3 separate regions of the Mus musculus genome follow, and regions 2 and 3 are each linked to region 1. Evidence: chromatin loops called from intact Hi-C (ENCODE). Cell type or tissue: heart. All regions are shown on one strand.

Region 1 (8,000 bases):
CTTATTTTTGTAGACTTGTATTTTCTAGATTTTACTTGTGTGTCTGCTGTGTGTGTGTGCGTGTACACGGAGAGCATAAGAGGGCATCAGAGCCCGTGGAGCTGGAGTTATCAGTGGTTTGAAACCCCCAATGTGGGTGCTAAGAACTGAACTCTGATCTTTTGAACAGCAGCAAATAAGTTTTACCTTGAAGCCATCTCTCCAGGATGTTTATAATTTTTGTTACAAATTCTACACAAAAATCTCTTATCTACAGACAGTGCTTTGTGGCTGGAGATGTGGCTCAGTGAGAGAGTGCCTAGCACTCCAGAAAGTGGGAAGGACAGCATATACATGTGATCTCAGCACTCCGAGTGGAAGCAGGAGGGTAAGAAGTTCAAGGTTATCTTTGGCTACATGACCACTCTTTTCTTCAGCAATCTTGACACTTCTTGTTGGGAAGTCAAAGGAGTTGTCCTTGGGTCCCTCCCTCCACTTCACACAAGTCACTGTCCTCATAGCTTGACAGCCATGTCTGTCCTTCACACATGATTTACCCCCTCACCTGACCTGTATCTTTCTTTGTGCAACACAAAGGCTCAAACCCAGGCCTCGCACGTTCTAGACAAGTGTTCTCCCACTGCAGCTTCTTTCGTACTCTCCAGAGTCTTCCAAAGATGGCTCTGAGCTTCTAGTCCTCTGTGTCCACTTGCAGAATGCTGGGATTGCAGCACTCATAGCCACACTCCTTAACACCCAAGGATGGCAGCAAGGCTTGCTGCCATCTGCAGCTGAGTGCTCTCAGGGCTGGGCACACAGAGAGGGTGGTCAGGCCGTGCATGGCAATGATTATTAAGAGATTAACTAGCCCTCAAAGGATCAGAGAAAACAGCTCCAGGAGGAGTCTAGGAATGTGATGCAAAAGCTTCAAGTACCGAGGAAGACAACAACAACAACAACAACAAGTGTTAGCACTGGGAGTAGAGAGCTACGGAAGAGCTTGACCAGTATGCACCATGTCACGAGGTCCTAGGTTCAAGCCTCAATACCAGAGAAGAAAAAAGAAGGAGAGAAAGAAAGGCAAGTTTTCTATTTGCTTCAAATATAAAAACCATACAGTTTGACAGGCTGTCAAGTTTGATAGGTTGACAGGTTTACAACCACCATAACAGCTAGGAGGGAAAGAGTAAATAAAGGAGGAGGCTGGAGGTCACTCATTGCAGGACTCACTAGTCACGTAAACTCAGGGCAAGCCCTGACAATGACTATCAGCCTATAGGAAGTTAGAAAAAGCACTTCACCTAAAAACAAAGCTTTGGGATATGGATTTGGCTCAACCGGTATTTGCTTGACTTCAGTGAGACCCTGGGTTCAAACTCCAGCGCCATAAATAAGTAAATATTATAGCTGATTGTTTCAAGGGATTAGGGCAAAAAAAAAAAAAAAAAAAAAAAAAACAAACCACACCCTAAAAGAGACAACTTGACCATCAAGCTGCCTGGCAGGTCAGTAACACAAGACATTGTCACTGATGTCCCCCTCTACAGTGACACCAGACACAACACAAAGTTTACATTCAAGCACAATCAGCTCACAACAGGTCCTTAAAGCCTGGCATGGAGAAGCACACATGTAAACCTAGCTCTCAGGAGGCTGACGCAGGAGGATTCCAGCTTGAGCAACACTGAGTACTCAAAAATGTAACGTCCAGCTTCCTGAGCAGCCTGCCCCGTCTTCCCCTTAGGGAAAGGCCCTGTGGTTTAGGTTCTAAGCTGGTGCTGAAACCCTAAAAGGAGCTCCGCTTTTCCAACTGAAAACGCCGGCCTGGACACCGCGGCTCAGGTTGGCTCAGGTTCCGGATACTTGAGAAACTCTGATCAAGTTCTTCCTCTTTCCAAAGCCTCTACAGAACTTTTAAACTTAGCATGGAAAACAGAGCATCTAACACAAGCCAGCATTTAACTCAAAATAAATGGCCTTGGTGAATTTCATTTTTGAAAGGTCAGAAAAATTGTATATAGCAGAATAAAGAAGATCTTAAGTCCAAGAGTGAGTGCGGGCGGCTTACTAATATCCAGGGCATCCTTGGGAATCACAAACTGAACTCACCCATTTACCTTCCATTCTTGGCACATCAGCTAAATACTGTGTTTTCCTCAATGCTCTAATCTCCCATGGAAACAATGAATATTAAGTAGCAACCTGCTTCCTTTTTCCTGGTTACTCAACGTTCCCTTAAGAATTCTAAGTTTGTGGGGCTGGAGAGACAGCTCAGCAGTTAAGAGCACCTGCTGCTCTTGTAGACTATCTGGGTTCACTTTCCAGCAATAACATGGTGGCTTATAACTGCCTGTAACTTCAGTTCCAGAAGATCTCACGCCCCTCTTCTGGAATCCAAGGGCTTCTGCACACTTGTAGTAAACTCACACAGGCACGCAAAAAATTAATAATTAAAAAAAAACCCTGTTTCTTGGGGCTGGAGAGAGGGTTCAGCCACTAAGGGTACTGCTCTTGCAAAGGACCTGAGTTCAGTTTCAGCACACTAGGCAACTCATAACTGTCTGTGACTCCAGATCCAGGGGAGTATGATGTCTTTTTCTGGTCTCCACAGGAACCAGCACTCACACAATTAAAAATAAAATATATCTTGACTTGGCAGAAGAACATAAGAAAGAAGACAAAGAGACTTAGAGGTTTAGAAAGACAGCTAAAGACTAAAAGTAGCACCCAAATCCAACAGCAAACGTGACAGAACCACTGGCATCAAATGTGCAAACTCAAACTGCTCAGGCCGAAACAAAGGTTAATTGGAAATTCCAAATTCATTACTGCTTATGCGTCAATCCTGGCTTCATCGAAAGCCTGCTAACCTGCCTAAGACTCGGTTCCCTCATCCAGTCCGGGGACCGTTGACATGGTTATTTTAAGTACTGCCTGAGAGGAGCGCTATAACACTCAGCTGACTACTTAATGCACACCTATCGCAACTGAAGCAATTAATTGACTGTCATTCTGAATCCCACACTGGGCTCCCAGTTCACCTCCCAGTCAGATCCCCTGGTTCAGTACAAGGACTTTGTGACGTCCACTTCGATCGGGCAAAGGTCTTTTGGGTTGTGCTTACTTCCTGGATCTCAACTATGTTCCAGGGAGAGATGAGACCTTCAGAGAGCAGAGTCAAAGGGGCGGTGCTACTTTAGATGAGGTGTTATTAATAAACCAGATAGGTGGCGTCTCCATCACCCAGGGCCTTTAGGACTTCTATTTTCTGCTGTCTCTGAAAAAAATTAAATTTGAGTTTACAAAGTTATTTCATTTGGGGACATAGCATTAAGGACAGTATTTTAAGAATATATTTATTTAATCAATCAATTAATTAATGGGTTTTTGGGGAGCAGGGGGTGTTTTTGGAGACAGGACCAGCATGTAGTCCATTCTCATTTTGAATTCCTGAACCTCAGGTTACCACCTCTCGAGTGCTGGGATTACAGGCAAGCACCATCACACTCACCAAGAACTTATCTAAAACTTGTAAGATTCCTAATATTTAACGAAAGGCAGAAGTCCACAGCTATTATGTGAGGAAAGTTCACTCTACTGCCTCTCTGCAATGTAGTTTGAGGGAGGTACAGCGCCAACTCAATGGTGACGTGGAGCAAGGATACTAGCCGAGAACAGAGGCCTCTGTGGTACCCAGCGCTGGCAGTTTAAGAGAACCAGTTATTAGACGGCCACACTCAAGGATGAAAAACTAGCTTGCTTCTCAGAGTAACATGAAAACTATGCCAAGCAACTCACTTAAAAGATCCACATCTCTTTTTATGACGCATGAGATCCCGAACCCCAAGGCTTGAGTTGTAGCCTCATCAACTGTAAGCACAGGCCAGACCTGACACCATCCTGCCCCCACATCCCATCCTCTGCTTGTCCTTGAAGATAACAGAATGAATAGCAGGATGCCCCTCTTCCTCCAGCCAGCCCCACCTTCGCGGGTGGCCTGGCTGCCACGTCAGGCCCAGCTAGTCTGTGGTCCTATCCATCCTCCTCGAGCAAGTCTCCCATTGATTCCTGGGGACTCAGAGGCGCCCCCCAAAAGTCCCATGGAGAGGGACACGCCCACTAGAGCCCCACAGATCCCGTGCTAAACTTTTCAGATGCAGCAGGACGCGGGGGCAGTTACGCCAGCGCTCGCTGAGCCAGGACGGATCAAGTTCGCGAGCGGACCAAGCGCAGAACTGGGGGGCCCAGAGCTGCGACGGACACCCCAGCCCGTGTGCACACTCGGAGGGGTTTCGTTGCCCGCCGAGCAGGCCGAGATGGGTGTGTCTGGCCATCGCAAGCCCGGCACAAAGCCTCCGGAACGACCGAGAGCCGAATGGGTCGGTCGAATGGGCCAAACGCGCGCGCTCCTGCCCCGCGCGCCTCGCCCCGGCGGCCGCTCACCAGCACAGGAGCGCGTCTTCCAGATCTTCAGCAGTAGGATGACGATGGCCGCCAGGTGGGACAGGTCCCCAGTCAGCCGGAAGATGTTCATGGCGGCGGCGGTCGGCGCGGCACAGCGGCACCGGAGCTAGGCAGCGACTCGGGACGCGGCGACAGCAGCCCCGGAGAGAGGAAGCGGCGAAAGATGGCGGGAGCGGGCGCGACGTGGCCAGGGACGTGGCCGAACTGCCGTCGCGCGCGCGGGGCAGCCTGGGAGAGCGGGCGACCGCTGGGGCCACGCCCCCGCCACGCCCCTTAAAGGCCCAGCGTCGGTGAGCAGCCGGACTTTACATCCCGCGTGGACGGTCAACTGAGGACCCAGAGTCCTCCGCAATTTCCGTCTCCAGGGTTTCCGCCTAGGTGCCAGCGATTTCCTTCTCTAAGTTTTTGAAATGCCACTCAGTTGTGAGTATTGTCTTGTTTTTTTTTCCATTCCCTACTAAGATAGCAGAAATACCTATCTCAGAGGCATTGCGAGGGTAGAAAGCAAGATTAAAATTTCTGTGATTAAGAACTCCAGCTTCTCTTGTATAGGACCGAAGTTCGATGCCCAGCTCCTAACCTCGGGGAGCTTACATCACCTTTAACACCAACTCCAGGGAATTCATTGCTTCTGGCCTTTGAGAGCACCTGCACGCCCATGCACACACCCACACACAAACTAACACACACATTTTAAATAATAATAAAAATAAGTCATAAGAAATCTGTCAAAATCTATTAATTTTTATTTAAAATTACATTAAAATTTTGTATTAGGGATGGAGAGCTGGCCCAGTGGATAAGAGCAATTGCTGTTCTTCTAATAGACCTGATTTCGAGTCCCAGCACCCACAACTGCAGACTCACAACAGCCTGGAACTCCAGTTCTATCTGACACCTCTCACCTCTGAGGGTGCCTTCATGTGTGTGCGCGCGCACACACACACACACACACACACACACCCCTGAAACAATAAAAATAAAAATAAAAATTTATTTGTGGACTGTGTGGGCACATCCAGTCAGGCCCAGTTCTCTCCTTCCATCTTGTTGGTTCCTGGGACTAGGCTCAAATCTCCAGGCTTGGTGACAAGCCCCTTTAGCCGCTGAGCAACCCCACCACTTCTTTTTCTTTCCTCTCCCTCCTCTTCCTCTTCTTTCTTTTTGCTTTTATATGTCTGTTCACACGTGTGTGTGCACATGTGTAGGCTGTGAGGCCAGCTATTTCTAGGACCTTCTAGATCCTGTTACACCTTATATATTGAAGCAAGGCATCACACTTGAACCCAGAGCTTGCTGATTTGGCTAGTCTAGCAGGCCAGCTTGCCGAAGGGATCCCCTGTCTCTATCTCCCAGGCTTCAACACAGCCTAGCATTTATGTGGGTGCTGGAGATCTGGGCTGTGTTTCTCGCAGACATGTGTCAGCAATCTTTCTGGATTTACAGTGTTTCTTGTTTGCCATTTAAGAAGAAACTTGGAGGCTTAAATGATGGAGCAGGGTGGGAAGATGGGGCTGAAGCACTAACCCATGCGTCATGGGTTACCTTGGAGATGGCTCAGTTAATAAAGCAGTCACTAGCCATACATGAGGTCTGGAGTTCAATCCCCAGCCCCCGATTAGCCAGCTCCTTACTATTAATGTTAACGACTTAATTTTTAAGTTATTAAATAAATAACTTAAATTAGCAAAGATGTTGGGGCTGGGGCCTTCATGTGCAGCCCTGGCTGCCTGAGCGAGAGAACTATCTGACAGACAGACAGACAGGCTCTACTTACACTAGCACCAGAAGTCCACAGAGAGCTTAAGAAAGCCACATAATGCTGGGCGGTTGTAGCACATGTCTTTAATTCCTGCATTCAGAAGGCAGAGTCAGGTGGATCTCTGAGTTCAAGGCCAGCCTGTTTTATAGACTTGAGTTCTAGTACAGCCAGGGCTACATAGAGAAACCCTATCTCAAAGGGCTGGGGAGATGGGGTGGGGAGATGGCTATTGGACATGTGTGTGTGTGTGTGTGTGTGTGTGTGTGTGTGTGTTTATTCTTGTATTCTCTCCTCCCGTGATGTGGGCCCTGGCTCATTACACTTGGCAACAAGTACCCTTACTCCATTGAGCCATCTTGCTGACCCATGATGGCTGTTAATTGTTCCTATGCCTGATGGTGCAGCCTCAGCAAAAATTGTTTCAAAAGGTGCTGGACCTCTGGTTATCACTTGTTTATGTGACCTCTGGATGACCCTGCAGTTCTTTCCACTAAGGCCTGAGGTACTTGTCTAGTAGCCTACCAAAGCAACCGCTGGTAGAGCAAATGAGGCAGTGCTATGATTGGTGCAAATATTAGCAACATTTGCATGTCAGGTCTGCTGTGATTGGTGGAAATTCCCCCTCCCTGGCAATTTAAGCCGATGGTTGGGTTTATTAAGTGAAACATGGTTCCAGGGCTGGTCTTTGATTTTCTTTTTAAGATTTATTTATATTTTACATGAATGAATGTTTGCCTCGATGTGTTTAAGTGCACACTATGTGTATGCTATGCCCACAGAAGCCAAGAAGCAGGCATTCTGCAGCAGATGCAGCCTGCACATGGGACATGATTTAGCAGAGCTTTGCTTTGGCTACACTGTACCAAGCTGGTGTGTAGAAAAGAGCTGGTCTTTCATTCCTTCTCTTCCCCTTCCCTCCCTTCCTTTTGTTTTGTTTTTGAGACACGTTCTCATTGTGTACCCTTGGCTGGCCTTGAACTTACAGAGTTCAAAGAGATTCACTTGCCTCTGCCTTCTAGGCATACTGGGCTGCCTCCTCCTCCTCCTCTTTCTCCTCATTCTTCTTTGACAAGAAAAAAATTGAGCCGGGCAGTGTTGGCACATGCCTTTAATCCCAGCACTTGGGAGGCAGAGGCAGGCGGATTTCTGAGTTCGAGGCTAGCCTGGTCTACAGAGTGAGTTCCAGGATAGCCAGGGCTACACAGAGAAACCCTGTCTCAAAAAAAAAAAAAAAAATTGAGACAGATTGTCATGTCACCCAGGCTGGCATCAAACTTAGTATGATTTGACTGTTGGGATCCTAGGTATGCTCCCCCACATGGGGCTTATGTGGTCTGGGCGTGGAGGCCAGGGCTTTGGGAATCCTGATTAACACTCTGCCAGTGGAGCTGCATTGCCGGCCCCTGGTTGCTTCCTTGAGCAACTTGGTAGCCCTTGCTTTCCTGCTACTTTCGTTTGGCCGGAAACAGCTGTGACAAGCAGGAAATAAACCGATGACAAGGTCCGCACTAAGTAGACACCTGGTAGCCGAACCTTGGGCATGTGCAGGTTTACCAAAGGAGGGTAAACAGCTGCCCGGCGTAAAGGTCGAGGTAGATAAGGAGAACAGGTTCTCGTGGCCTCCTATGTGGGAAACTGGTAGACCTGGGGAACTGGCGGCAGAGAAGCCAGCCTGTGCCTTGCCCCGGTGAGTGGAGGACACAGGTAACAGGAGGAGACATCACCTCAGGAAAGTCTGGCCCTGAGGGAGGGGAGAGGGTATCAAGCCACTAGGATCTAAAACTGCTCTTAGAGA
Region 2 (8,000 bases), 76 kb after region 1:
CCAGCATTTGTGACTGGAGGTTCTGAGTGACAGAGAGGAAAAAAGAAAAGTTAGAGAAACATTTGTTTTCAAAAGTCATCAAAGCACTGAGAAGTTTACCCACAACTTTTACTGTGGAGACCGGGTTCTGTCATGTCTAACCTGAGTTCCCCTTGGCCTCTCTATCCTCTTATATCAAGCACGTTCCTGAGTGTGGGTTACAGGAGTGTGTCTGTATGTCCAGGTCCAGGCTGGCCTCAAACTCACAACTCTCTCCCCCCAACCTCTTGAATTTCCTCTTTCACACCCCCAGCCCCCAGAATTACAGACTGTACTGCCAGATCTGGTTCTGCACAATTTTTTAAGCTATGAATACATCATTGAAAAACTATTTGTAACATTACAAAGTAGACAAGCAGTGGTGGCACACGCCTTTGATCCCGGCACTCAGGAGGCAAAAGCAGGCAGATCTCTGTGAGTTCCAGGCCAGCCTGGTCTACAAGGGTGAGTTCCAGAACAGGACCACCAGAGAAATCCTTTCTTGAACTGCCCTCCCCTGTAAAAAGAAATAGACAAAGGAGAATAGAACATAGTGTCCACAGCAAGAATGTTTTGTTTTGTTTTTCCAGACTGAGCCTCACTGTATGGTCTGGCTATCCTAGAACTCACTATATACACTAGACTGGCCTCTAACTTACAGAAATCCATCTGCCCTTGCCTCCTTCTGGATGCTGGTATTAAAGGTATGCACCATCACTCCTGGCTGAAACTGTCTATAATAGAGATAGGTGTGTCCAATCTGTGGCCTACACACTGAATGCAGGGTCTTACGTAACCTAAGGTGGCTTCGAACTTGTGTAACTGAGGATGACTTTAAACTTACACTCCTTCTGCCTTCACCTCCCCAGAAATAGCATTAGAGGCTTGTGCCACCATGCTAGGTTTCACACGGTGCCTGAGATGGAACCCACGGTCTACCCAGTGACCTACAGCCCCAGTGGAGAGTTTGCAATTTCTATCGACTCTTATGTCCCCTTGAACAAGAAACTCAGCTGGTACCTATTAGTCAATATGTATTTAATGAATGAATATGTATTCATAAATACAAAGTGCTTTTTGGCCAGTCCTATAACCCCAGCACTCATGAAGCCCACTCAAGAGGTACCAGCCTGGGGTACATCATGAGAAATTACATCTCTCACCAAAAAAAAAGTTTGCAGAATACATATTAAATGAGGATGCTTCCATCACAGATGAGGTGGTCAGCGAAGATTTTGTCCTGGATAACTTAACTCACTTACATCCCAACCCTTCTCTTTGTGTGATATAACCAAAGGCAACAGAACACAAGATGAAATGGATGACGGAACCGAGAATCAAAGTTAGTCAGAACAGAAACTTTTAGAGAAGACCACGAAGTCCTTCATTTACATGGGGGAAAGAAAGAAAATTCAAGGTATTTAATTACAGCAGGGTGGAGAACTGCTTGATGAAGCAGTAGCTTTCTCTGGATGCCAGATGACCTCCGTAATGTAACCAGTCTTTCAGGACTCCCCACACCTGCTCACTCTGCTCCCAACATTGCAAAGGCCTTGGATACAATACATTCAGAAAGGTAGTTGTTTTCTTTCTTTTCTTTTTTTTTTTTTTCTAAAAGGAAAAAGAAATGAGAAGCTGGGGTAGGAAGCAAAGCAAACAGGAGAGGGGAGCTTTGAGGCTAATGCTTAGAGATCAGACATTTTTTTCCTCAAAGGGAACCTGTTTTTCAGAGGCGTCAAGAATAGTTCTCGGAGGACCTGGGGGGCACTCAGACAAAGCAGCACCCCCATCCCCTCCAGGAACCTTCTCAGTGCTATGTTTAGCAGCAGCTCCTCTCAAGCCAAGCCTGCCCATTATCAAAACAGCCTTTTTATCCTCAGGGATAAAACACTAGTCACTGCTCCCCACAGGGAGGACGTTAAAGCTGTGCACAGAGATGGCAGGAGTAGGGGCATGCGGTCAGCAGAACCTGACTCACAGGGGGACATACTGTGACCCCTGCAGTGGAACATGCTGGGACTGTTGGGACAGGGCCCAGTGGTGTGTCTGCCAGGAAGACACAGGTGTCCCTGTCTAGGTACCTGCTGGGTGGTCAAGGGTTACTGCTGAGTTCCCGCCAGGACATGCAAAGGCTCGGCACAGTCCAGCAGTTCTCCTGCACCGACCCAAGACAGCCTTCATATTCTGTCAAAAGTGCTCGAAAATTCCAGTTCCTGTGTTAGGTGTGCCTGCCATCCCAACCAAAGTTAGGCTGAGACAGGAGGTTCAAAAGCCCAAGGCCAGCCTGGTATAATTTGGTGGGACTTTAATTTTGTTTGCTCATTTGTTTTGTTTTGTTTTAGAAAAGGTCTAGCTATGTAGCCCTGCCTGTCCCGGAACTCATGTAAACAAGGCTGACCTCTGACTCAGAGAGACCTGCCTCTGTTTCCTTAGGGCGGTGAATAAAGTCATGGGCCACTATGCCTAGCTGAGATCATATTTTGGAAAGAAATTCTTAAAAAGAAAATAGCTAGGGCTGGAGAGATGGCTCAGCGGTTAAGAGCACTGACTGCTCTTCCAGAGGTCCTGAGTTCAAATCCCCCCAACCATATGGTGGCTCACAACCATCTGTAATGGGATTTGATGCCCTCTTCTGGTGTGTCTGGAGACAGCGACATTGGACTCACATAAAATAAATAAAACAAATCTTTTTTTTTTTTTAAAGAAGAAAAAGAAAATAGCTTTTTAAATCTACGCACATACAAGAAATCAGAATTACACTCAGCGGATCACAACAAGCAAACACACCCACAAGAATCAAATCAAGGCCACGAAAATGGGACGGGGTTGGGAGAACGAAGGACTCGTACATAGGCAGTAAATTGTCAAGTAATAATAAAAGTGCGAAGGAAGAGAGAGCAGAGGACGAGGGAGGGAGAAAGACAAACGTTAAGAGAAAAAGAAAAGAGAAAGAAAACCTACGACGGTACGAAAACACAATCGGCTCGCAGAACCAGAGGCCAAAGACAATAATTTCCGGCCTCCCGCTACTTTTTCCGTCGGAAGTCGCCTCCGTCGCGGGCACTGATGACGCCATGGACGCGCCGGAAGTCTTGGGGAGCGCTCCGCTGGGGTCCGCCGGCAGCGGCGGACGGTTGGCCCGGTTTGGGGTAAGGCGGCTCCGGAAGGCTCTGTGACACCCCGGCTGGGCGGCGGCCGTCGGGACCCCGTGTTTGAGTGAGAGCACAGTCCTCTCCGAGCCCCCTGCATCCCGCTCGCTGTGTCCCCTCCTCTTCCAGTCGTTGTCCGGGCTCCGGACGTAGTTGCCGTCTCCCAGCCTGCTTCCGAGCCTCCCTTGTCTCCTCTGAGCCTGATGCGTCCGGGATCTGGTTGTGGGATGGGCTCCATTCACCACTGCCCTTCCCTGGTTCCCCGCAGCTGCAGATTCTGTGACCTCAAGCATGCAAGGGCCTTGAATAATGTACCCGGAAAGTGTCCAGCAAAGGGAAACGACTGGGGCCCTACCCCATGTGGACAACCTCACCATGCGTCTGGACCCCGGTGTGGGCGCCTCAGTGATAGGCGTAGTGACAGTGACAGTGACAGCTAGAGGGATGATAGACCCCCAAACTAGTGGACTTTGAAGTTTTCTTCCCAGGTCAGCAGCGGTACAGCATCCTCTACTTCTGAATGCCTTTCACAGTGCACTCTGCCATGGAGACTTATTCAGCAGTATGTAAGTGTTGCGTTTGATTGTCTCCGCAGCCGGTTCCAGCCTCCTGGAACAACCATGTCGCCAGTTTTGCGCGTGCCAAATTCACGGCGCTGCCCAAGCGGAGCTGCTATCTGAATTCTCCTTGGATGTGGCAAAGGGAAATGAACGCAAAAGGTGCCGCTGGAAGTGTCCGACCTAGAGAAATATGTAGACCGGAGCCCTGTTACCTTGTGAGAATGGCATTTTTTTGTTTGTTTCCTTTTTGTTAATAGTTTCTGTTTTGATTCTCTGCGTTGGAATTTTGGTCCAGAATCCTGCCTCGTAAAGCCAATGTCAGTGTTCCCAGTTTCTTAACACGGGCTTTTTATATTTCATCATTCTGGTCTGGAGGGTGATGGGTGACATCATGACCACTGACCTGTTAAATATGCCCAAGTTTGGGTGTGGGACCCTGACTACCTCTAGGAGTTGCTCATTCTGATGAGGTCGGCGCAGGTTCTTTTGCAGGACTTTATCAGTATCCATGTGAATATTTAAAGATGTAAAAGGGTGTATTGCTGGGTGTGGTGGTGCACTTCTGGAATCCCAACCCTTTGAAAGCTGAGACAGGAGAATTCTGAGTTCCAAACTAGCCTGGCCTGCATAGTCAGATCCTGTCTCAAAAAACAAGGGGTTGGTGGGCTGGGAGCTCGCTCGGTGAGTGAGGGTGCTTGCTGTGCAAGCACAAAGTCCTGAGCTTGGATCCCCAGCACCAACGTGAGTGTGCTTTAATGCATGTCAGCCTCGCCACAAAACGTTGAGCTCCAGGTCCGAGCTACAGATCCCAGAGGCTCTCAGTCTTCCTAATGCTGTGACCTCTTAATACAGTTCTTCATGTTGTGGGGACCCTCGGCCATAAAGTTACTTTCCTTGCTACTTCACACGTGTGATTTTGCTTCTGTTACAAATCCTAATGTAAAGGTCTATCTATGCTTCTGGTTTGGCAGTGCAGATCTACAGTCCAGCATGGGGGAGGGGGACAGTAGGCTCTGTTGGGCTTGCTGGCCAGTCAGTCTAGCTGAGCTTGTGAGCTATAGGTTCAGAGAGGATAGGTTCAGAGAGGGAGCACATCATACAAGCTGTGGTAAGGGGCTGGGGTGGTGGCTATCTTATAGATTGCTTGCCCAGCATACGTGACATGAAGTCCTAGGTTCAATTCTCAATATTGATGGGGGTGGGGTGGGAAGGAACCCACTAGACTTGAGGTTGTCTTGACCAATACTTTGTATGGAGAGCTAGCTTAGCGAAGTACTTGTCTTGCAAGTGTGAAGACCAGAGTTCAAATCTCCAGAACATATGTCGAAGCCTGATGTAGCAGTATGTGCCTATGTAATCCCAGTTTTCCCACTGTGAACTGGGAGAGTCCTCAGAAACACACAGGCCAGCTAGCCTGGTGGACACCATGGAGAGCAAGCAAGAAACCCTGTCTCAAACAAGGTGGAGGGTGAGGACTAACACCAGAGGTTGTCTTCTGACTGCCACATACACCTTAGGGTATATATCAACACACACACACACAAATTCTCAGAAACTAAAAGTAAGTCTGGGGGCTGGTGAGATGGCTCAGTGGGTAAGAGCACCCGACTGCTCTTCCAAAGGTCCAGAGTTCAAATCCCAGCAACCACATGGTGGCTCACAACCATCTGTAACAAGATCTGACTCCCTCTTCTGGAGTGTCTGAAGACAGCTACAGTGTACTTACATGTAATGGATAAGTGAATCTTTTAAAAAAAAAAAAAAGTAAGTCTGGGCATGGTTACACACACCTTTAATCCTGGTACTTGTGATGCAGAGTCAGGTGGATCTCTATTGAGGCCAGCTTGCTCTATGTTGTGAGACCTTATGTCATATAACAACAAAATAATAGCCAAGCCCCTGTGCTAGTGAGATGTCTCACTGGGGAAGGGCGTCGGCTGCCGTGCCTGAAGAACCTGTGTTCGAACCCCAGGACTCATACGGTGGAAGGAGAGAAACAACTCTTAAAAGTTGTCACACACACACACACACACATACACACACACACACACACACACTGTGTGCTGTGGTACTCACATATGCACAGAGACAAGTAAATAGAATGTAATTTAAAATGAAGGGGAGCATGATTGAGGAAGATACCCTATCTCAACCTCTGGATCAAGGCACACATGAACATGTCCATGCACACTTGCAGACACACGTGCACACACAGACATGTGCACACACTGCCTACAGACTAATGAAGGGATTTGTTCATCTTGAGGATGGCCTAATCCGAGTGTGAATCTCACCTGCAGGAGTGAGCCCAGGGCCGGAATACATGCTGGGAATAAATCCCTCAACAGCAGCTGCTCACGCCTGCCGTCTCTTCCTTCGCAGCCTCCAGCATGGACTTCCTGGTTCTCTTCTTGTTCTACTTGGCCTTCTTATTGATTTGTGTTGTCCTGATCTGCATCTTCACAAAAAGCCAGCGTTTGAAGGCCGTGGTCCTTGGAGGAGCACAGGTAGCACTGGTCCTTGGGTACTGCCCGGATGTGAATACTGTGTTAGGTGCTAGTCTGGAAGGCTCACAAGACAAGGGGATGTGAGTCTTGTCTTTAATCCTGGCACTTGGGAGGCTGAGGCTTCGGGGCCAGTTGGGGCTACATCGCAAGAGCCTGTGTCCAAACAAACAAAACGTTGTCTTTTTGCTTTGAGATAGGTCGAATAGGTCGAATTTTCAAGGTTGGCTTTTTAAACAGTGTGTAATGTCTGTATTTGGTTGTGACTCCTGTTTGCCTAGACATGCTTGTAGCAGGTGTGAACTCAGGAGGACACAAGTGACCAGAAAGCTGAGCATCTAGCTGTCAATCTTCCCTTCACATTGTCCCATCTGTCTTCCCTTGGGGGTCAAAGCAAAGTGGGGGCAAGTAGCCACGAAGGGGTTGACTTGGGAGGACCCTGGGGATCTGGAGGCCAATCTTGAGCATGGAGCAGACCTGAGGGTTAGGGAAGCCCACGTCCACAGCAGCCTCTGCACACCCCCTTTCCCCACAGACTCCAACAGACACATTCTGTGCAGTCAAGGTAGAAATGGAGGTGTTCTCTACACCTCCTAAATCCTAGCACTTAGGAAGCTGAGGCAGGATTATGAATTCCAGGCTAGCTCGGGTTATGTAATGAGACTGTTTCAAACACAGAGCGGAGCCGAGGAGATGGCTGGGCAGTCACAGAGCTGCCGTGCAACCAGAACTGGAGGGATGGCAGAGAAGCAATCCAAGAGAATAAAGCGTAAGGAGACTCAGATCCCCAGAGCACACATAAATGCTGGCCGGGATGGTGGCCGGCCTGTATCTCAGTATTTGGTGGAGGCAATGACAGGAGATCTGCAGGGCAAACTGTCTGGCTAGACTAGCCACACAGCGAGAGAACCTGGGCCAGGAGAGCTGCCAGGGAAGATATCTGACTCTGACCACACGCATGTGCTCATGTGTGGACACAGGCACACCACACACACAGGCACCACAAACACGTGAGCGAGTTCGTAGCTTGCTTTTCTGCCATCTGAAGAGAAGATGATAGACTCACCTCCGTTGCATGTGGAGGACCTCCTGATGGGGGACGAGGGGTGAGAGGTGAGGCTGACCCTGCTCCTGTGATTTCAGGTGTGCTCCAGGGTAATCCCGCAGTGCCTCCAGAGGGCCGTGCAGACGCTTCTTCATCAGCTCTTCCACACACGGTATTTGTGGCTCAGGGTTCGCACAGGGCCACATTTGGCCTGGGTGATTAATTGCTGCTGTTCTATAGCCTGTGGGAGCACTTCGTGGTTTCCAGCACAGGGAAGGATGCTGGAAGTTTGGCGAGTGCTGGGCTTGGAATCTCTCCTTATGGACCAGTTACCACTTGCCTATGGGCTTTTAGGGTGACTAGTTTTGTTTTTTCATTTCTGGGTTGACCGTGGTGCTGGGGATTGAGCTGGGGTTGTTGTGCTCATCTGGCGTGCTCTCTGTCTCGGCCACTGAAGTCTGTCCCCACACCTACATGGCCAGTTTGTTGTCTGAGACATGCTTCTGAGACAGAGCCTTTACTTACTATGTAGCCCTACCTAGCCTGGTTCTTTCTGGGTAGCCTAGGCTGAACTCAGACTCAAGACAAACCTGGCCCTGCCTTGAAGTTCTGGGGTCACTGGCTGTGCTACCACTTTGGCCTTGTTTAACCCTTACAGGAGGAGGTTGGCCCGGGCCGTGTTCCTCGGACTCATGTGGCTTCTTCCTGGAATGGCCCGTGCATA
Region 3 (8,000 bases), 93 kb after region 1:
GCCATTCAGCCGCCGGTTCGGCCGAGCGGCGTCGGCTCCCGCGGCTCTGGGCGGCGCCGCAGTCGGACCCCAGGATACTCGCTGGCCCGTGGCGGCGGCGGCAGCGGCGACGATGGTCCCCTGAGCGGGTTGGCGCCTGTTAGAGGCGGGCGGGCGCCGCGACCCTGCCCGCGTCGGGGCCCAGGCCGGTCGCGCCTCTTTGTCTCCGGGCGGAAGTAGGACTCGCGGCGGGGACAGGGCGGCCGCACCATGAGCGACATCCGCCACTCGCTGCTGCGGCGCGACGCGCTGAGCGCCGCCAAGGAGGTGCTGTACCACCTGGACATCTACTTCAGCAGCCAGCTGCAGAGCGCGCCGTTGCCCATCGTGGACAAGGGCTCCGTGGAGCTGCTGGAGGAGTTCGTGTTCCAAGTGCCCAAGGAGCGCGGCGCGCAGCCCAAGGTGCCCGCCCCGGCCGTGCCCTCGCTCGGTGACAGGAGCTCGCCCCGAGGTCTCGCTCCTCTTTCCGCTCCCCCGGCCTTGCAGTCCAGCGGCGTTGCTCAGCCGCGTGCCCGTTTCGCAGGCGTGTGACAGTCGCCCACCAATGAATGATCCGGGGTGGTGGCTTTGTGAACTGGCTACTTAACATCCCTCTGGGATGTCGCTTAACTAGATGCAGGGTTTTTTCCTTTGCTTATTCATAGAGTTAAGCCCCCCCGGGCTTAGGCTTCTGAAGGGTGAAAAAAATACACCCTGGGAAAAAGAATAGATCTGTTTTCCTTTTTCAAACACTGTCTTTCTGTGTACCATGTATCTCGGGCCAGCCTGAAACTCATTATCGGCTAGACTCAGCCTCGTGTGCGCTGGGATTCTAAGCATCCACTTCCCTAATCTCTTAGGGTGGGAGCTAAGGGGCAGGTGGAGGCCCTCTTCTCACAGCTTCTCTTCCGGGTTTGTTTTTACAGAGACTGAATTCCCTCCAGGAGCTCCAGCTTCTTGAAATCATGTGCAGTTACTTCCAGGAGCAAAGCAAGGACTCTGTGCGGCAGATCATTTTCTCCTCCCTTTTCAGCCCCCAAGGGAACAAAGCCGACGACAGCCGAATGAGCTTGTTGGGAAAGCTGGTCTCCATGGCCGTGGCCGTGTGTCGGATCCCCGTGTTGGAATGTGCGGCCTCCTGGCTCCAGGTACTGCTCTCGAAATAGCGTCTCCCACAGTCTCCGTAGACAGGATAACAAGAGTTTGGATGTTCGTAGAGGTCTTTTACACGTGCGTGATGTCATCGATCATCCCTGCCTGGGTGCTACACCCAGTCCCGTTTTTTTTATGGAGCAAACATTTTTTTTGTTTCTTTGATTGACTTTTTTTTTTTGAAAAAAGAATTTGGTATGTAGCCCAAGCTGAATTCAACCCTCATGACCCTTCTACCTGAGTCTCTTGAGGATTATAGGGTCCACGTGTCTGGCTCTGGAATTGTAGCCTTCTTGTACACAAAGTAGTAAAATTAGGATTTGTTTCATTTTGAAACAGGTTCTGATTATGTAGCCTGGGCTGTCCTGGATCTCAAAATGTAGACCAGGCTGGCCTTGAACTCAACCCAGACCAGGTGTCTCTGCCTCCCTAGCATTTGCTATTAAAGGTGTATGCCATCACACCCAGCTTACTTTTAGTATTACTGTGCATGTGTGATGTGTGTGTGGTTGCCTGTGCCACAGCACATCTGGAGAGGCCTGAGGACAGCTGTGTGAAGTCGGGTCACTACTGTCACCTTTTTTTGAGACAGGGTTTCTCTGTGTAGCACTGGCTGTCCTGTAACTCACTGTGTAGACCAGGCTGGCCTTGAACTCAGTAATCCGCCTGCCTCTGCCTCCCGAGTGCTGGGATTAAAGGTATGCGCCACCGCCACCTGGCTTCCTTGGCTCCTTTTCATCTTAAATTTGTAAAATTATTTGTTAATGTGGAACTGTTTTGCGTGGGGATGTTGTGTCTGTGTACCACCTGTATGCTGCTGCTCACACTGTGGAGGCTGGAAGCGGAGCGGGCTTTCGATCCCTGCAACTAGAGTTACAAATGGTTGTGAGCCACCATGTGGGTGCTAGGAATCGAATTTGGGTCCTCTGGGAGAGCAGCCAGTGCCCCTAACTACTGAGCTGCCTGTCTAGCCCCCTACTTCTTTTGTCCTTATGCTGTTACAGAGCTTTCTCTCAGGTTGTCGGGCTTGCAAGGCAAGAGCTTAACTGGCTGAATCCTCCACCATCCCCCACCATCCCCCACCATCCCCCACCATCCTCCACCATCCCCCACCAACCATCCCCCACCATCCTCCCAGTTTGCGTCTTACTGTATGGCCTCGATTGGCATGGAATTCACTCTGTAGACCAGGCTGGCCTCTAACTCACAAAGATTTGCCATCCTTGGCCTCCCCAGATTAAAGGTGTGTGACACCACACCCAGCCTTAAATTAATTTTTTGATAAACAAAACAAAAAGGCCTCATCTTCAGAATAAATGGAAAATCTATTTCTCAGGCAAAATGATTGGATTTTTAAAACAGTATGCGGAGGGAAGGAGAGATGGCTTAGGAGTTAAGAGACTTGTTCACACAAAGGACCCAAATCCAGTTCTTAGAGCACCCATATCCTGCTCCCAAGTGCCTATAACTCCAGCTCCCGGGAATCCCTTCCCCCTGTTCTCCTTGAATGCCTTTACGCACATGTATGGGTCTACTCAAACAGACACACGGGGCTACACACCATGAAAAGTAAAATCTTAAGAAAAACAAGTTTAACTATGTAGCTTAGGCCAGCCTACAACCTCCTAATCCTTTTGCCCCAGGCTTCCTAGTGCTGAGACCGAGCCTTGAGCCACCACACCCAGCTGTAGCAAACTTTTTTTTTTTTGTTTGTTTGTTTTTGTTTTTTTGAGACAGGGTTTCTCTGAGTAGCCCTGGCTGTCCTGGAACTCAAGAGATCCGCCTGCCTCTGCCTCCCAAGTGCTGGGATCAAAGGCGTGCGCCACCACTGCTGGGCTTGTGGCAAACATTTCATCATGTGATAATTCACAAACTCTTCCAAACCTCACAGTGGTAGTAATGGGTAGTTTTGATGTATGGTGTCCTTCAGAAATTGTCATTTCCTCGGCAAAGTCACCTTTCAACCGAGACAGGCAGATTTATGTAACTATTCCACCTTTGTAGTGGGCATGGTCCTTCTTGCAAGAACGCACTTCTGCCCTCTAGTGCTGGAGTGTGGGATAGCAGGCTGATTAGCTTGGCCGCCCCTGTGGAGCTGTGCTCCCCTGTGGCTGGGAAGTGGTGGTAGACTGGTGCCATGGGCTTTAGATGATGAGACCCTACCCCAAGGGGCTCTGTTAGCAGGTCTCCCCGCCCCGAAGTGGCTCCACCCACGTGGGTGGTCTTCACTCTTTACACGCAGCTGTCACCTGCCAGCTCAGGGTTCCTCAGTGACTTGGACTGTGGCTTCTTCCCAGCGGACGCCCGTGGTCTACTGCGTGAGGCTTGCCAGAGTGCTTGTGGAGGACTACTGCTGTCTGGTGCCGGGCTCCGTTCAGACACTGAAGCAGATCTTTAGTGCCAGTCCTCGTTTCTGCTGCCAGTTCATAACGTCCGTGACCGCCCTCTACGACCTGTCATCAGGTGAGTGTCCGAGCAGCTTCTGGTGGACACCAGCTTTGTGTATTTCTTTCTTGCTGTGCTGGGGGTAGAACCCAGAGTTTCGAGCATGCTGGACAAGCATTCTGCCCTGGAATACCTCATGCCCCAGTGACTACATTGGCTTTTGTTTTATTTTGTGGTTTGTGTCTGGGGGGCGGGTGTCACGTGTGCAGTGCCCACAGAGGCACTTGGAGCTAGAGTTACACATGGTCCAAATGTGAGAACTGAACTCAATGTAAGAGCAGCGAGTGCTCTTACCCACTGTCCAGACCCTTGCCACTGACTTTTTTAACTGCAACGTATGCATCGTTACTGTGGGGCTAAACCTAGCCTTACAGCATCTCAGTCTTTACCACTTGCTAAAAGCGGCTTTGTTCAATTCTTCGCAGTTTGGGTCTGAATGTCGGAAATAAGAGCGTAGGAAACCAGGTACAGGTACTTTTCCGTAGACATGTGACTGCCTCTCCACAAGATTTATTCTTAATTATGTGCATGGGGGGCGGGGGTATGACAGGTACCTGTGGGTGCCCAAGAAAGCCAGAATTGAGTGTCAGGGCCCTTGAAGGTGAAGGCACAGGCACTTGTGCCCAGTGTGGAAACTGGGAACCAAACATAAGTCCTCTGGAAGAGCAGCAAGTGCTCATCTATCTGTCTGTCTGTCCATCCAGCTACCATCTGTCCATCCATCCATCCATCTATCTTTAAGGTTTCTTCTTTTCCCCCTTCCCTTCTGTCTTAGTTAGGATTTTACTGCTGTGAGCAAGGCAAGTCTTATAAAGGACAACATTTGGGGCTGGTTCAGTCCAGTATCATCAAGGTGGGAACGTGGCAGCATCCTGGCAGGCCTGGTGCAGGAGGAGCTAAGAGTTCTACATTTTCATCTGAAGGCTGCTAGCAGAATATTGACTTCCAGGCAGCTAGGACAAGGATATTAGAGCCCACGCCCACGGTGACACACCTAGTCCAAAAGGACCACACCTTCTAGTAGTGCCACTCCCTGGTCCATGCATATACAAACCATCACACCATCTTACTCTTCTCCTTCCTCCTCCTTCTTGTTTTCTTCCCGTGTGTGGATGTTTTGCCTGCATGTATATCTGTGCACCACATGAATGCCTGGTATCCACAGACGCCAGAAGAGGGTGTTAGATGCCCTAGGTCTATAATTATAGACAGGTGTGAGCTACAAGTGGGTACTGGGAAATTAAACCTGGGTCTTCTGGAAGAACAGCCAGGAAGTAGGGGCCAGAGTTGACACAGATGTGGAAGGACTTGCGCAGAAAGCCCTGCTCGTTGATGCTGTCCCAGGAATGTGTCTGTGATGGAGAGAATAGGTGAAGAAGCCGGGGCTTCACGTCAGCAATGGCCCCTGCGGTGTCTTATGCCTGAGGCTCAGGGTTTTCCCACAAAGGGAAGGTGTTTGTGCTGCTTTCTGTGGAGTGAGCCTGCTTTTGTGCTCAGGGGTCAGTCTCCTCCCTCTGTCCTCTGCCCTGGCTGCCCTGGGGGCTGACAGGTAGTGTCTTGTCTGGCTCTGGCAGCTCTGGCAGCTCAGCCAGCAGTTTGAGAGTCTTTGGGAACCTTGTCTATTTCCTGTTCCATCCCAGCCCCATGGCCATGTGTTTGTCCCCATCTTACCGGTTCTACTGCTTAACCTGTGCCACTTTCAGGTTGGAGGCGCCTTCTGCTCTTAGAAGCGCGGAGATGCGTGCCTGTGATGCACATACATACGTGCAGGCAAACGGGTTCAAGAGCACAGGTCTCTCCTGTGGGAATGGAGAATTCAGTCACTAAGCACACGTGCCACGCACATGCCCAGGGCATAGATGCACACTCTCACCTGACTGCTCGCTGCCTTTAGGCCACGGCAGGTGCCCCCACTGAGACCTGGGCATGTGTTAGAAACATAGGGGGCAGAAACTCTCTGGGGAATCAAGGGCACAGGGGCAGGGTTGCCACAGGGGGGCTGTAGACCACAGCTGCTGCCTCCTGCCGGTGGTGGGGTACATGGGGAAGTGTTGTCGGGACAATCGGAGACAGTCTTCAGAGGAAGAAAAGCTTATTCCAACGGAGTGGGCACATGCCTTGCTTCCCAAGTCCTTCTCTGACATGCTCGAGCCAAGCATGGCAGGGGACTCTGTCAGGCTTTGCTCTCCCATGAGCTGAGCTGAGAACACAGCCTCAGAGAGGAGGCTGGGCCGCAGCCTGAGCATATACCGTGCTGATGTCAAATTGGGCAGAGTAGCTGGGTGACATAAAAGCCAGGCTGCCAGGGGTCTGAGATGAGCCCTCCACCTGTTGGTTTGTAGTTTTGGTCTTTTTTTTTTTTTTTTTTGAGACAGGGTTTCTTGGTATAACAGCCCTGGCTGTCCTGGACTCACTTTGTAGACCTAGGCTAGCCTTGAACTTACAGAGATCCTTCTGCCTCTGCCTGCGAGTGCTGGGATCAGAGGCATGTACCACCACACCCAGCTCCACCATGTGTTTCTAGTGAGTTCTGAGAAAGAACTCTGGGGTGTATGGACTAAGAGGGTTGGTTTGCTTAAAGGATTGGGACCAGCACTTGACACACAGTAGGCCCAGAGTTAGTGCCAACTTCTGCCCTTGTTAGTGCTGTCCCAGAGTCACACTGGTACTTAGATAAGGGCTCCAACTTTGGGGCTGCGCTGGCTGACTGACAGCACTGCACACTGCTCCCTGAAGGTCACTGTGGCTGCCACTTTACTACAGAGGAGATACCAGGCATAGGGAGGAAACCTACACCCAGACAAGGGCTGAAGCGCACCCGTCGTTGTGAGCTTGGGGATAGTGAGCTAGCTCTTTGTGTAGAACAGCAGTTCTCAACCCATGGGCCGTAATCTCTTTGGTAAACCTCCATTCAAAAATATTTACATTACGGTTCATAACAACACCAAACTTACAGTTATGAAGTGAAAATAATTTTATGGCTTGGCGCCACCATGTCATGAGGAGCTGTACTAAAGGGTCACAGTGTCAGGGAGGCTGAGCACCATGTGCAGAAGCAAGTGCCATACAGCGTGACAACTTAAGTTCAATCCCTGGGACCTGTGTAAAAGTGCAGAGGGAAGGGACTCCTGCAGTGTCCTCTGATCTCCACATATGCTTTATGTTCGAGTGTACACACAAGCACACACACACACACAAAAGCACACGCATGCACGTAGATGCACCAAAAATTAAATAAGTGTGTAGGGAATTCAAGTTCAAGGGAATTGTTAACTTAGGTGGTTTTTATTTTCACTTGTGTTTTTCTGAGCCTTGACTTTGGCCGTAGGGTCCTGGACACTGGGGACAGGACATCCGTCATGGTGCAGATGTTGAGAAGGAGGCAGAGTCCAGGACAGCCAGAGCTATACAGAGAAACCCTGTCTCAAAAAAAAAAAAAAGAGAGAGAAGGAGACAGAGGATGAGTGTGACTTGGGCAGTAGGCATCTGAGCGTCAGACACGAAGGCTCTAAACTCGGGGGCCCGTCCCCCACTGTCCGCTCCTGTCCCCAAGGCCAGAGCTGCTCCTGACTGCATGTCTCTCTGCAGATGACCTCATCCCACCTTTGGACTTGCTTGAAATGATTGTCAGCTGGATTTTCGAGGACCCGAGGCTGATTCTCATCACATTTTTAAATACTCCCATCGCCGCCAACCTGCCCATAGGATTTTTAGAGCTCACACCCCTCATTGGGCTGATCCGGTGGTGCGTGAAGGCCCCTCTGGCTTACAAAAGGAAGAAGCCTTGCCTATCCAATGGCCACATCAGTCACAAGGTTGCCAAGGACTCGGGTGCCAGCACGGACAGAGACTCGCACTTGCTGTACTCAAAGCTCCACCTGAGCGTCCTGCAGGTCCTCATGACGCTCCAGCTGCACCTCACAGAGAAAAACCTGTACGGGCGCCTGGGGCTCATCCTGTTCGACCACATGGTCCCGCTTGTGGAGGAGATCAACAGACTAGCAGATGAACTGAACCCCCTCAATGCCTCCCAGGAGATCGAGCTTGCCCTGGACCGCTTGGCCCAGGCCTTGCAGGTGGCTATGACGTCGGGGGCCCTGCTGTGCACGAGAGGTAAGTGCTGACCCCGTGACCCCGTGTCGTACGCAGAAAGGATGGGGGTCTCGGACAGATACTGCCTTTGCTTCTTTAGGGACTTGCTCCCCGTCCCTGGGACTATAAGGGACTGTCCCCCAGAGTCGTCCTCATGGGGTGCTGCTGTGCTCTAGATACCACATCTAGATGTCACCTGGCTCTTTTCGGCACAGGGTGGCTAGAGCATACAGAGCTTTTCCTCTGTAGGACTAGGATTTTGGCGTATGTGTGCGGTGAACCTTGCTTTGTAT

Evidence for each region. Hi-C counts contacts between places; a loop is a spot of excess contacts. Peaks named below come from ENCODE experiments on the same cell type or tissue, not always from the same donor. Only the 100,000 strongest peaks of a DNase experiment are listed, where the experiment ranks them.
Region 2: it touches region 1 in a loop (4-fold over the local background); 8 of 42 quality-filtered maps call a loop at or near these places.
Region 3: a loop joins it to region 1, with 2.1 times the contacts of the local background. A loop is called at or near these places in 5 of 42 quality-filtered maps.

The regions. Positions count from the first base shown.
Region 1 is chr5:143,400,475-143,408,474 of GRCm38, reverse strand. Kdelr2 (KDEL (Lys-Asp-Glu-Leu) endoplasmic reticulum protein retention receptor 2) reads right to left here and starts at 4,655. Exons shown (of 5, transcript NM_025841.4): 1 at 4,423-4,655. The coding sequence starts at 4,513. It overlaps Gm20635 (a long non-coding RNA gene), which reads left to right and starts at 4,733. Exons shown (of 3, transcript XR_868670.2): 1 at 4,733-4,866. In heart, a CTCF peak has its summit at 4,561; DNase peaks (open chromatin) are centred at 3,984 and 4,674; H3K4me3 peaks cover 2,962 bases; H3K27ac peaks cover 2,426 bases.
Region 2 is chr5:143,324,333-143,332,332 of GRCm38, reverse strand. Zdhhc4 (zinc finger, DHHC domain containing 4) reads left to right here and starts at 3,095. Exons shown (of 8, transcript NM_028379.5): 1 at 3,095-3,167; 2 at 3,763-3,942; 3 at 6,110-6,234; 4 at 7,375-7,448. The coding sequence starts at 6,118. 0610040B10Rik (RIKEN cDNA 0610040B10 gene) reads right to left here and starts at 3,025. Exons shown (of 2, transcript NR_027874.1): 1 at 2,980-3,025; 2 at 1-22. In heart, no CTCF peak of the experiment used is centred here; a DNase peak (open chromatin) is centred at 3,102; H3K4me3 peaks cover 2,413 bases; H3K27ac peaks cover 1,753 bases.
Region 3 is chr5:143,307,344-143,315,343 of GRCm38, reverse strand. E130309D02Rik (RIKEN cDNA E130309D02 gene) reads left to right here. Exons shown (of 6, transcript NM_172726.4): 1 at 1-441; 2 at 945-1,166; 3 at 3,468-3,633; 4 at 7,204-7,728. The coding sequence starts at 250. Among named protein-coding and RNA genes, the nearest start is that of E130309D02Rik, 4.0 kb to the left of the region's middle. In heart, a CTCF peak has its summit at 3,227 (motif pointing left); DNase peaks (open chromatin) are centred at 233, 533, 3,323 and 6,313; H3K4me3 peaks cover 2,124 bases; H3K27ac peaks cover 1,318 bases.